2 separate regions of the Homo sapiens genome follow, and region 1 is linked to region 2. The links are chromatin contacts, found by Hi-C or POLR2A ChIA-PET in ENCODE. All regions are on one chromosome and are shown on one strand. The core of a region is the stretch at or near the end of the contact, and the rest is flanking DNA. Distances in the headings are between cores, read along the strand shown.

What was found. Hi-C counts contacts between places; a loop is a spot of excess contacts on that map. ChIA-PET counts read pairs that join two places held with the same protein, here RNA polymerase II (POLR2A). Pooled maps may share reads with other maps.
Region 1: a map of mammary epithelial cell shows a loop between it and region 2 (2.5-fold over the local background). The contact joins the promoter of DSG1-AS1 here to the promoter of DSCAS in region 2. A Hi-C loop is called at or near these places in 4 of 168 maps with a recorded cell type or tissue (Calu3, MCF 10A, colonic mucosa and 1 more) and 1 of 50 pooled maps. POLR2A ChIA-PET finds 5 or more read pairs at or near these places in 1 of 52 experiments (MCF 10A).

What each region holds. Positions count from the first base shown.
Region 1 is chr18:31,425,360-31,432,379 of GRCh38, reverse strand. It overlaps DSG1-AS1 (DSG1 antisense RNA 1), which reads left to right and starts at 5,392. Exons shown (of 4, transcript NR_110788.1): 1 at 5,392-5,547.
Region 2 is chr18:31,097,239-31,103,591 of GRCh38, reverse strand. DSCAS (DSC1/DSC2 antisense RNA) reads right to left here and starts at 2,004. Exons shown (of 4, transcript NR_110785.1): 1 at 1,869-2,004; 2 at 398-469. It overlaps DSC2 (desmocollin 2), which reads left to right and starts at 1,171. Exons shown (of 16, transcript NM_024422.6): 1 at 1,171-1,689. The coding sequence starts at 1,621.

The DNA.
Region 1 (7,020 bases), core at 4,143-6,642, 330 kb before region 2:
GATCTTTTCAAAGCACCACCTTTTGGTTTCATTGATTTTTCTCTATTGTTTTCCTTGGTTTCAGTTTCATTGATTTCTGCTCTAAGTTTTGTTATTTCTTTCCTTCTGCTTACTTTGAATTTAATTTGCCTTTTTTTTTGTACTTTCCAATGGTGGAACTTAAATGGTTGATTTTAGATTTTTAGTTTTTCTAGTGTATAAATTTAATGCTATAAATTTTCCTCTAACCACTGCTTTCTCTGCATCCCACAAATTTGATAAGTTGTGTTTTCATTTTTGTTTAGTTTAAAACATTTTAAAATTATCTTGAGATTTCTTCTTTGACCCATGTATTATTTAGAAGTGTCTTCATAATTTAAAAAAACCCGTTTTTAGTATTACAAAAGTAGTAAATATGCATTGCAGAAAGTTAGAACACCCAGTCCAAAAAGAAATTAAAGTCACCAAATTCTGACCACCAGAGAGTATTTTTATTAAAATCTTAAAGTACATGTCTTGTTTGTAAAATGGGGTAAATTGCATCTTCTTTGCAAGAAGTATTTGGGAGAATTAAATAATTAAACAAGTGATGTTAAAAAAATACTTAGCATAACATTTAAGTACATACAGCGTGCTCAATAAATATTAGTTCCCTTTCCTGATTGAAATTCTTCCAGTTACTTTTCTATTCACATTTATTTGTCTTTTTATACCAAGATAAGATTCTACTGTAAGTGCTATTTTGTTACATGCTTTTTGCGTGAATGAGCTCTACCTTTTAGAGCTCATTAAATATTCATCTTCTTAATGTCTGTAAATATTCACCTTCTCTAATACTCAGTCCATATTCAAATTTCCTCAAATAAACAAAACATGATTTTTATAGTTCATTTGTCTAAATCAAGATCTGACTCAGAAACACAATTTTTTCCTCAAATTTCTTTTACTTTAGCAGTGTCCTTTTATTTAATTATTGTTTTTAATATCAACTTGTTGAAAAAAACTGAAGCAGTTATCCAACAAAAGGTTCCACTTTTGCATTGGTCTTGAGATGTTGTTTAACTTGTTCCTCTATCCTCGGATTTCTAATCCCTTGTGTTTTACTCTTATATTTAAAGATTTGTCAAATTCTAATTAAATATTTTTGTCCAGAATGCATCCTAAATACTTCATATTGCATGTTATCAGAAGGCATCATAACATATGATTAACCCACTTGTTCCTTTTTTTTTTTGAAATAAGGTTGGATGGGGTCTTGCTATGTTGCCCAGGCTAATCTCAAACTCCTTGGCTCAAGCTTTCCTCCTGCCTTGGCCTCTTAAAGTGCTGGGATTTCAGGCATGAGCTACCATACCTGGCCTTTTTTTTTTTTTTTTTTTTTGTCTGAATGCTGCTAATTACTTCAGGTTAAAATGGGAGTGAAGACCCCAAGGGAGATTCTAGAGATCTGAAGTGATGGTCTATTTAACCTGTGAAACAAGTTCCAAAATATTTCAACAGTTGCAAAAATACACCAAATATTAAAGATATTAAACTAGCTCATTGGTAATACCCTTCAGGGTCCAAAGACAAAGCAGCTTATCTGTGCAGCTGCCTTCAGTGGTACCCAATAGGTCCAGACTGTTACAGGTCTAGACGGGCTGAGAAATAAAGAACTGAAAGCTGGACCAGCCCAATTTCCTCCTTTCATCTAAACTTACTCTCCACAAATAATGAGAGTAAGTTTAAGTAAGGGAAATTTAAGTAAGGGAAACATATGTTCAGGTTTGCATTTCAGATGTGTCTTTTCAGTGCCAGCACCAAACAGGCACTAAAAATACACATCTGGAATGCAAACCTGAGCATGTATTTCCCTTACCTAAGTTTTTTCAATGTCTTCCCAAATACTGTAAGATAAACTTCCAGCTATTTTGAGTGACACGTGGTTTTCCAATGCTTGGTCAATGACATTTTCAGTCTAATTTCCTGTCCTTCCCTGGCATGACTTTATGTTCTTTATGTGTGTGACATACCAGACTGCTGGTGGTTGTCCCCCCACCACCGCTGGAACAGGACTCCCCCACCCCTTTCCTAGCTGCTTCCCTAGCACTAAGCTCAGGATCCGTCTTCTCCAGGTACCCAGCTCTGAGCTCGCATACTAGCCTGTGCTCTGTGTCTGCATGCCCACAGCACCTGGGTAGTTTTCTTGAAGGTTATACGGAAATGTTTGCTTAAAAGTTAATCTCTCTTGTTAGCCTATGATTCCCCCAAGGGTGGGATTCTCTTTGTACCCCCAGTGCCTAGTCTGTTCATAGCAGATAATGCATAAATATTTGTTGAGTTGAAGTGAACTCAGTGGATTAAAAGCCTGAGCAAAATATGAGCTAGATATCAATCCTCTGAGGGTTACATAGAAGAATAGAGTTGGGGGGTCCTGGGAGGAAATTTAAGATCAGGGTCAGTGACATCAATTCAGACAGTAGTATATGGGCAAGTTTCAGTGTCTGAAACTTAAGGAATCAGAAGAGGCAGCTATTTAGTGCATCCAACTCCAAACCAGGAAATGACTGTATTCTAGAAGGCGGACTCTCCCTCTGCTCTGCCTTGGGCTGGGTGGGAGGGGCTGGCTTCTAATCACCTTTCAGGGTGTGCCCTTCTTCCTGTCTTTCTGGACCCAGCCTACTCTTTCCCGGCTTTCTACTGTCTCTTGTTCCCTCATTTTTCCTTCCTGCTGTTTCATTTTTTTCCCTCTCTGCCTATCTATTCTTCTCTTTCTGTGTTTTTTCCATTACCTTCCTCCTTTGCCTTTTCACTCTTTCTCATTACCTCTGGGCAGAATGAGGATCTGAAGCTTATATCAATCTTTTTATCAGAGGAAAATTTTGTGTTTTGTATTTTCTCTTAAAAATGTAAATGTCTCCAAATAACTTTTTCTCACTCTTAAAAAATCAGCTAATTAAATTGCTTGATGTTCATTTAGATTTAATTCAAATCCGCTGTGCACGAGCTTGAAGAAAAGCAAACTACTGTGTGTTGGGGGGAAACGTGACCACCGCCTGATCCATCTATCATCCCCCTGATCCATCTATCATCTATCATCATCCATCGATCAGGGGGATGGATGTCCTGACAAAGATGTGAGCATCCCCTTCTCTTTCAGCCCATCAAGAAGGGCAGCACAGGGAAAGAGGTGAGGTTAACACAAAATCCCAAAGAATTCTGGAGTTCCTTTTAGAAAAGTTGTCCCTCAGGGAACAATTGTTCATTGCTGTCCAAGGGGCTTTGTCCAGTTTTCTCAATTGACTACAAAACATTCTGGGTATTGCATACCTGTGGCTTTACTCACAAAGAGGATCCTTTAGGACTGATTTCTTCTTGAACAAAATGCCTGGAATCCTCAGGTCCCTCTCATTTAGGAAAGATATTTTATCCAACAGGGATTATCTTGCTAAATAGGAATAGGTGACAACTGGGCAATTTAACACCCAGAGATTATGTTGCCCAAGAAACTCACTTTTTGAAGGTGATGACCATGAAGTCCAGAGGGATAAGGGACTGGTCTACCCTTGCATGGCCTGCCAGTGTTGAGGACAAAGTGCTAGTAGATAAGGGGCACATGTATCAACATCTACAAGATGCGGTCTAGTTTTATATTTCAAAAGTTGAAGATCAAAGCAAAGACAGTCAAAAGTGGGGTTTTCTAGGCTTCATTTAAATGAATGAAGAAATATAATGCACCTACAACCACAGCCTTCTTTCTATGTAGATAAACTGCCTCTCCTTAGTAACGATTACAATGGGCCTAGAGTAGGTGAGGATCATTGAGTACTCATTTTTACAAATTCTTCTCTTGCAATCTAGGGATTTAATGACTTTCTTATTTTCCCAGTGCTTTTCCGGAAGAGGTGTTCTGTAGAAAGGACCTACCCAGTGCTTATCTTCCTGTGATGTGAATAATATGGAGTGTACTGATGGTATCTCTCACATGCACAGCATTTTTTCTGCTCCAGGGGATACTGCCTTGTGTCTATTGCTCTAGTTTCCCTCTTCCTAGCACTAAAACCCTTCCTATATCTCTCTCAACTTACTCATAGAATTCAAGCATTTGAGAGCCTGAGGAAACTTAAAATGAACTAGTCTAGTGGCTTTCAAATTTCTTTTAACCACAACTCATGGTCAAAAACATAGTTATGCCACCAACCAGTACACACACACATACACAGACACATGTACAGAAACGAAACAAATTTTTTAAGGCAATACTTACTCTTACTTTGTGTGATGTATTCTGATTTTTAAATATTTTATTTAATTTCATTAAAAATGTCTAGATAGGCATACTAAATTGACTTTATGACCCATCATTGGAGGTGTGACTAACAGTTTGAAAAACACAGATTTGGTCAAATTCTTTAATTTTATAAATAAGAAAAGAAATGAGAACAGATTTTATGTGTCTTATGCAAGAATTGGACCCAAATATGAATAGAATTCTCAATCCAGTCATGCAAAGCTGCAAGCCTTGTTTGCAAGAAGCTGAAGCATCTAATATTTTACCCCTGAAAGGTTAAAAACATATCTCTTTATAATTTCTTTTTTTAAAAGATAGATTTTTTCCCATAATCTACAGCTAATAGAAGAGATGATTTTGGTAAAAGTGTTAAGAAGTGACTGAAGAAGGATAACTCAACAAATATTCATTTTATAGGCATGTATTAGTGCCTAACATGTACTGAGCACAGTCTGACCTAGAGACATAGAGATAGATGAGATAATGGTATAATTTTGGATCAGGGTGTGCCAACAGGCATAGAAAGAAAGGAACTAATTCGATTCATGCTGTGAAGGATTATACATGACTGATTGGTTATGCAAAATTGACAAATATTTAATGAATGCCCATTACGGTGATTGTATTTTCTAAAACTCAATTTAATGTAACAAGAATGTATACATAAGAGGACAACAGGTAGATGATTTTAAGTTAAGCCTGAGAGGGGTGGTGATAATAATTATGAACCTGCCCTGAAAATTCAGGAGGTATGGTTGCTATTAATCACGCACCCAACCCTTAGAGTCACCAATTGTTTCAAATTTCAGGACTCACGAGAAAGCATTTCCTTATTTTGACCAGATTTTCTTGTTGGCAAATTGATGGATGTTTTCTCTTTCAAGTAGTCACTGCTAATCTGTCTGCCTGTCATGGAGCTTAGTGGTTTCAACTTCAGATTTCATTTCTCAGCCTTTTTTCTTGTTAAGCTACATGCTTTTCTGTCTTAGCTAAGGATGCTTGACAAGTACTTTGCCAAAACATGCAGTGAAATGAACACACCCTCATCTTCAGAGAAAGAACACTCCTTTTTATTCCACGGAAACCATAATTCCCAAGCCAGTGAGATTATCTGTGGTCTTTTCTCTTTATCCCCTCCTTTTGCCCTTTAGGGGAGAGAAGAGTGTGGAGGGAGGAATCGGGGAAGCCCAGTGCCGTACTGATGCTCTGGACTTTGTTTTTGGAGGTAGCCTGTGATGCAGGGCAGAAAAGAGCTGATGCCTTGGAGAGAGACTGGGAGAGGCTGGAGTTAATAGAGGGTAGGTGTACTGTTCTGTCTTATTCTGCTAGCGAATTGCTCACTTTTTCAGATTCTCTGGCTTGCTTTCTCCTTGTAGAGAGCCTCTCGAGCCTTTTGAGCCTCCCCTCAGAAAATCTGAAAATTGAGGAAGGAAGACACTAACTTCCTAAATTAAAATAGATCAGTTACCTAGTTGACACCAAGTTACCTATGTGATAAATAATTTTTCTTTACTTTTTTTTTCTTTAGATAATTGTTTTTTTTTACTGATACATTTTATGAAATTGGGGTGCGTGAAAAAGTGGTAAGGTTCTAGTTAACTTTTTTTTTAGCGCTTGCTCTGTGGCTTGGTCCTCAAGTACTACTAGATTTCAGTAGTTGGTGGAGGCATTCTGAGTCTTTGGTAAAGGATTCTAATCATGCTGTGAAGATTATGCTGCTGTATGAATAGATAACAGCCATCAGAAAAAGTTAGTGACTCTTATTAGCTTGCGACATTTGTTTGGGGGAGTTTGCATCCAGCTTGTAACTGTTATGAAAGTGATTACTATATAAACGGAATGTTCCCTCACATGTCCAGGTCTTCCATCCTGTCCAAGGGATAAAACAAGACATTTTATCTGAGTTAAAATGTCAGTTGTCACAGTACCTTCTTTCTTGCCAACATCACAGTGCAGGTGAGGCAGAGCATATACATTCCCTAAATTAAGGGAGGCAAAGAGAGGGGTGGAAATAGAAACTATGGAAATAGAAAATAACAAGGAGCAGGCTAGTACATGAAATCCACAAATTGTGAAAGATTAGTCATAGTGTAATGTATTCTGGACAGTGTAAAAATCTTCAGTTGTTTGAAATTAGGAATGAAGATAAGTAATAAGTGCCATCTCAGGATAAGATCCACCATTATCATGTCAGATCATGTCCTCTTTGCTGGGAATATATATATTTTTCTTTTTTTCTTGTTCTCATTTGCACTGAAGGACTAAGCTGGGAATATTTTTTTCCTCTAAAACGTGTATTTAAATCTAAGGATACTTATTGATAGCTGTCTTCCGAGTTCTATCAATCAGCCCACAGGTAATACCTGGGAGATTCTGTTGTGGCATTGTGGTTCAGGCCTTCTCATGCCTATTTTCTTGGAGGAGAGAGTTCTTCAGTGTTCAAATTGTTAGATGTAATATGGTTCTTTCTTAGAAAATTATGTCCTATAACTTTGGTTCTAGGACTATACTATATATAGATAGGGGCTGGACACATTGTAGATAGCAAAGCCTATATTGTCTTCAGTCCAAAAACCAAGTAAGTTTTATGGCCATCAAAAACAACTGGCACAACCTAACCCCTGATAGCAGAGGTTATCTATTTAAATATGCCTTTATAATGCTGGCATCCTTATAAACAAATGTAAGTTTCATAATGATATCTATTGGACTCACAGACTCAGAACTGGGAGGAAAACTAGAACTCCAGAGATATAAAAAAATTTATAGCT
Region 2 (6,353 bases), core at 755-3,254:
TGTTAAAAAATATGGAAACGGAAGGATGTCAATTATAGTCTCATGCTGATGACTCAGGCTTATTTTACTAGCAAAGGGTCAATGATAATTTTATGGATATGGAGACAGAACAGCTCATTAGTGGCATTCGTTAATAAAATAGGGCATGAGCATAGCACAGACACAGAGAATGTAAGGCATGCGCTGTTTGACATTAATTTTTAATTTAAATATACACTCAGTATTGCAGTAATTCTGGCTCGGCATACAATGGTGTTAAGATGGTGAACATTTTCAAGAATCGAAATGGTGTGAGTGTCAGGGTTGGCTTTTCACATAGGATTCTCAGGACATCCCTGAGGAAACTTAAACCAAATAAAAGGGAGCAGACAAGTTTCTCTTTTGTGGTCAGGCTTACCTGGTTTAAGTCAGTAATTGAAAAGAGGTGCAGGAGGATGAGTCAGATGCCTTGTCATTGCTTTCTGAAGAGCTAAAAGAAACAGCATTTATATCTTAATCTTCCAGATTGTGTGCTGCAATAATTCATTTAGTTTAAGTGCACTTCAAATAAAAATGTAAATTATCCCATTCTTATTCATTTCTCACCATGAACTCTGGTTTTGATGGTAGTAAAGAAGGTGAGAACTCTCCACTGGATGTTCAGGAGTCCGGTATAGGAAATAAGTTATAACTCTATTTGTGACCAGGGATGTTCTTGGAGAAAATCAGTAACCACATGTAGCCCACGACTAGGACCTCAATGGATGCATTTCTTATAGTAACTCACCCTCGATTTTATTATTTTGCAGTCGCCTTGATTCCCTAACTTTACGTACGTATGTATGTATATATGTATTTTTGTCTCTAAATTATGGCGATTGTCTTGTATCATTGTCATGCCAGTAAATTCCTAAAAACACAAGACCCCAAAGAATGGTGCCTCAGATGACTATGATGTCTGAACTGCTTGTGGGTGTGTGTAGGAAATTCACTCCAGTAGAGTGTGTAACAGTCTCCCTGGAGTCAACTTTCTGTCAGGTGGGCCTCAGGCAGCTGTGACCTAAAACCCAGCCTCTGCGGCTCAGACCTCGCTCTGTAATTGACCCCAGGGCAGGGACCACGGCCGTCGCCGAGGGCAGCGGGCAGGGCGGAGCCGGGGCCGACCGCGCACTCAGGAGTGAGTCTTTGTGCAGTCAGGGCTTCTGCTGGGCAGGGCCGGCTGTTAATCTCGCCTGGCGGAGCGGACACCGGGGCGTGGTGGGGGAGATGGGCCTTATAGGTGGCGTCCGCTGGTGAGAAACACCTTGCGCAGGTAAAAGGGTGGCGGCGAGAGGGAGTTCCCACCCGTGGCTTTCTTAGAGAAATGAAGTCTTAAGTCTTAAATAGACAACAAGGAGGGGCCGATCGGTGTCTTTTGGACGCGTCTGGAGCCCCTCCCTCCGCCAAAGGAAAAGCCCCTTGGATGAGAGGCAGGCGCTTCAGAGAAGCTAAGAAAAGCACCTCTCCGCGCGCCCCACCTCCTCCGCCTCGCGCTCCTCCTGAGCAGCGGGCCCAGACTGCGCTCCGGCCGCGGCCCTCGCCCCGCGGAGCCCTCCTACCCCGGCCCGACGCTCGGCCCGCGACCTGCCCCGAGCCCTCTCCATGGAGGCAGCCCGCCCCTCCGGCTCCTGGAACGGAGCCCTCTGCCGGCTGCTCCTGCTGACCCTCGCGGTGAGTGTAGCCGCGGCCACCGCTCCGGGGAAGGGGGCGATCGCCTAGGGTGCAGAGGAAAACTAGGGGAACGGGGATAGGTGGGGGTGGCGGGAAAAGCTGGGGTGAAGGGGCCTCTGGGTGGCTAGAAAATGGAGTTGGCGGGGGTGGGGGAGGGCAGATAGGAAGAGGATCGCGACCTGAGAGTTGGGATCCCCAAGGGAAGGGAAGGTGTCTCCGGTAGATGTAATCAGCGCACTCAAGGAGAGGCGGGAGCGGGCCGCTTTCGCCCAGCCAAAATCGTGGCCCCTGGGTACGCGCCGGGGAGCAGGGTGCGCCGGGGCGGGAGTGCGCCGGGGTCGGAGTGCGCCGGGGCGGGAGTGCGCCGGGGCGGGAGTGCGCCGGGGCCGTCCAGCTGGCCTCTGGCACCTTCCCCGGGAACGTGCGGCTCCCTGTGCCTCGGGAACGTGCGGCTCCCTGTGCCTCGGGAACGTGCGGCTCCCTGTGCCTCAGCGCCTGCCCAGGCCACGGAAAGGGGAACCGCTGGGCGGCCGGGACGGAGAGCGAGTGTCCTTGGGTGAAAAAGGGAACTGCTCGCCTTTCTGGGAATTGTTTACTCTGAGAGAAGGGCGGGGGGAAGTGGCGGGTGGGGGAGGGGATCTTGACCCTTTGCTCCTGAGGACTGTCGACCGGCGAGCCCTAGGTGAGCATTTGTACAGTTTCAGTGGTTTCTTAACGTGCGAGGCTTCAGTTCCCTAAATCTTCGGAGGAAGGAAGGGTCTTTCTGATTTCTTGTCCCCAGAGGCGACTCGATTTTTCTGCTCACCACCCGCCCCCCGCGCCACCGCCCCTTGCCCCAGGTTCTTTCTTTCTTTAAAGAGCACTACAGCAATGACCCTACCCCTTCCCAGAGCTGGGAGCCTAAGTGGTTGGCCTTATTTGGGGCGGGACAGCCCCTTTCCCAGGCTTGACCGATGGGATCTCGTTGGGGAGCCTGAAGACGCAAAAAGCCAATGCCGGGAGCAGCGTCTGGGGAATTGGGGATATAAAAAGTCCGATTGGACTTTTCCTGGCTCCCTGGAAGAGGAAAAAAATCGACAGGTGTGGAAAAGTGCTCCTTGTCTTAAGCAGAAGGCGTTGGGCGCCAATCAATCTTGAAGGACAAAGGGAGGAACCCGGAAGGCTAATTCCTTCTGGGAGAAGTGAACTGGGGGCTGAAATATTCGTATAATTTCCCCTTCTCTTCCGCTCTCACTTCGCAGTAGAGTTCCACATTTTACAATCATGAATTGGTAATTGTTACTGTTATTAGAATGTCTTTCTCGAGGAGCTCAATGGACTTCAAACCCTTAACTGAATTCTCAGGGCATATTAATAACATAGAAAGGGCCAAGTACACAGCAGTTAACATTTTACAGATGAGGAAACCAAGAATGGAATAAATAACGGTCAGAACATATGTTGATGAGTAAGAAATAAATTTTCATTAGACTCCTAATAAAATTGCAATTTCTTTTAAAACCACCGGCCATTCTTTAAAGGAAAAGGCATGCACAGACGCTGGCAATGCGTGGCATTGCTCTGCATATACCTGCAGAGAGAGCTTTCTGTGTGTTATCTCAGATTCTGTTTAGGAGGAGGTGGGGTATCACTGAATACACTGAAATTGAATTTCCATTCCTTGTTCTTCCTTAGCTTCGGAGTTTGATAGGCGGGGAGTGGGGTAGGAAGTATGCTGGCCCTGCCTACACTCTCATTCTGCTGGTTTTTGCTCTGTGCACATCTGTGCAAAGCCCTGCCAACCTCACGTGGCTGTTGTGGTTGTGAGTCTCAAGTGTGAGAAATGCGTAAATACTAAGTGTAAGAAATTATTAAGTAAGAATGATTGTAGCTGGGCATGGGGTGCGCGCCTGTGGTCCAAGTCACTGGAGAGAGGCTAAGGTGGGAGGATTGCTTGAGCTTGGGAGGTCCAGGCTGCAGTGAGCCCTGGTCATGCCACTGCATCCCAGCCTTGGTGACAGAGCGAAATCCTGTCTCAAAAAGGGGGGAGAAATATCTTTGGTAGGAGGGTAGGATCCTTTACCTTCCTTCCTTCCCATATACCCAAGTAATCCTTCACCATTCCACAAATCAGCTTTTCCTCACTTCTTAATGTTTCTTCAGACCACACCTGGCTTAGCCACTTGAACTCTGTCTTCTGCTAACCACTAATAAACCTTCTAAGATCACTGGCTCTCCTGTGCTAAATCCAAATGACTCATTCTTTATATGGTTCCACCTTGTAGCTTTTGCCCTTATTCTTGACATTCACTCCCCCCCGCCTTTTTTTTTAATCTTTCTGACCACTCAGGGTCTGACTCCCTACCTAGCGTCTTGTCTTTTTCTTCTTTTTCTGTTGTCTTTTTTTGGTTTGGTAAAAATGACATAACATGAGATCTACCCTCCTAACACATTTCTAAGTGTATCGTATTGTTAATTATAAGCACAATGTCATATAGCAGATCTCTAGAACTTTCAGTTTCCATAACCAAACTTTTATATCCATTAAACAGCAAATCCCTGTTTCCCCTAACCTCCGTCACCTGGCAACCACCATTCTATTTTCTGCTTCTATGAGTTTGACTACTTTTTCCTGCACTCTTAAATGCTGGTGTCTCTTGGTTTTCTGTTCTAGGTCTTGTCCTTTGGAATCTACACTCTTTCCCTAGGGCATTTTATCCACTTTTATAGCTTAAAATATCACACAGTTGCCAACATATACTAAATTAATATTACTAGTTCAGATGTCTTCATTGAACAATAGTCCTTTGTATCACTCTACTGACTGTGATGTGTGACACAGCATTTATTATCTTCCCAAACAATGTTGTTTTTCTTTTAGTGTCCTGTATTTCAATATATGTCAGTACCATATGCCTGTTCCTCAAGTAGGAAGTCTGAAAGCTGTTTGTTTTTTCTTTCTCACTGCTCCCCTTCCTTAATCCATGAAGTTCCATGAACTCTACATTCAAAGACAGCTCAGGGGTCTATTCACTTGTACCTGTCACTTCTGCTATTACAAATAATGTCACAATGAATAAATTTGAATGTATGTCATTTCATATGTGGGCAGGTGTATCAGTAGGACAGATTACCAATAATGGGATTGACAAATAAAAGTGTAAATTAGGCCAGGTGCAGTGGCTCATGCCTGTAAATCCCAGCACTTTGGGAGCCTGAGGTGGGAGGATCACTTGAGCTCAGGAGTTCAAGACCAGACTGGGGAACATGGCAAAACCCCTTCTCTACAAAAAATACAAAAATTAGCCAGGCATGGTGGTGCATACCTATAATCCCATCTACTTGGGAGGCTGAGGTGGGAGGATCACTTGAACCCGGGAGGTGGAGGTTTCAGTGAACCGAGATCGCACCACTGCACTCCGGCCTGGACAACAGAGCAAGACTCTGTTAGAAAAAAAAAAGTGTCTAATTTTGTTAGATTTTGTTCTTCCCTCCATAAACATTGTATATGGCTAGACAGAAAGCTATTTTATGATAGATATCACATGATCGAGGATATATATATTGGTGTAAAGATAAATTGAATCTATGCTTCATTCAGAACACCACAGAAAATTCCAGAGATGAAAGATTTAAATGTAAAATATGTTTCCCTACAGATAATAGAAGAAAACGTAATAAATTGTTATATAAATTTGGAGCCCACGAGGCCTAGTTATGACTTAGATTTCGAAAGCCAATTTATTACAATTGAGAAAAACAATTATATAAGAGTACATATATACATACTTCTTCATGGCGAAAAAACACCTCTAACCAACCAAAAACACAACAAGCAAAGTCAAAAGGTGATTGATAAACTGGAAAAAATATTCATAGGTCATATTTAAAAGGCTAATCTAATACATAAAGAGCTCTTGTAAGTCAAGAAGAAAAAGTGCAACATGGATGTAACAGTATCCATAAAGTAGTAAAATGGCTCTTAAGTTATAAAAATATGTCAACCTCACTCATAATAAAATATGAATAAAAAATTACATTAAAATGCCATTTCACACTTGGCAGACACCCAAAAGTTCAACAACGTGCGATGTAGGCAAGTATGTGGTTGACTCATAAATTATTGGTGGGTATAATAAAAAGTTACAACTTTTAGGGACTTTACGCAGTCATATCTAATGCAAATACAAATTGTTTTGCCTCTTCTTTTCCAATTCCTGTGGGTCAAATATCATTCTATTCATATGCCAGTACCATATTGATTTAATTGTTGAGATTTTATATGATTTGTAATATCTGCTAGGGTTGATAGCCTTTCATTGCTTTTTAAAAAATAATTTTCCTATCTTAATTTTTTATTTTTTCCTTATAGCCTTTTAAATCAGCTTGTTTAGTTCCAGAGAAAATTTTATGGAGGTTTTTATTGGTATCAAAAAATTTGTAATTTAACTTAGTAAGAATCGATATAGATACGTTGTTGATTTTTGTCTTTCTTTTTTTGCAAGTGTACTTTTCTGCCCTGCAGAAATGTTTTCAGGTTTCCTTCAAATAGGCTTTACATGTTTCTTGTTAAATTTACTCCTTGGCATTTCAACTTTTAATTGCTTTTGAAAATGATTTCTTTTTTTTTTTTTTTGAGACTGAGTCTCGCTCTGTCGCCCAGGCTGGAGTGCAGTGGCGTGATC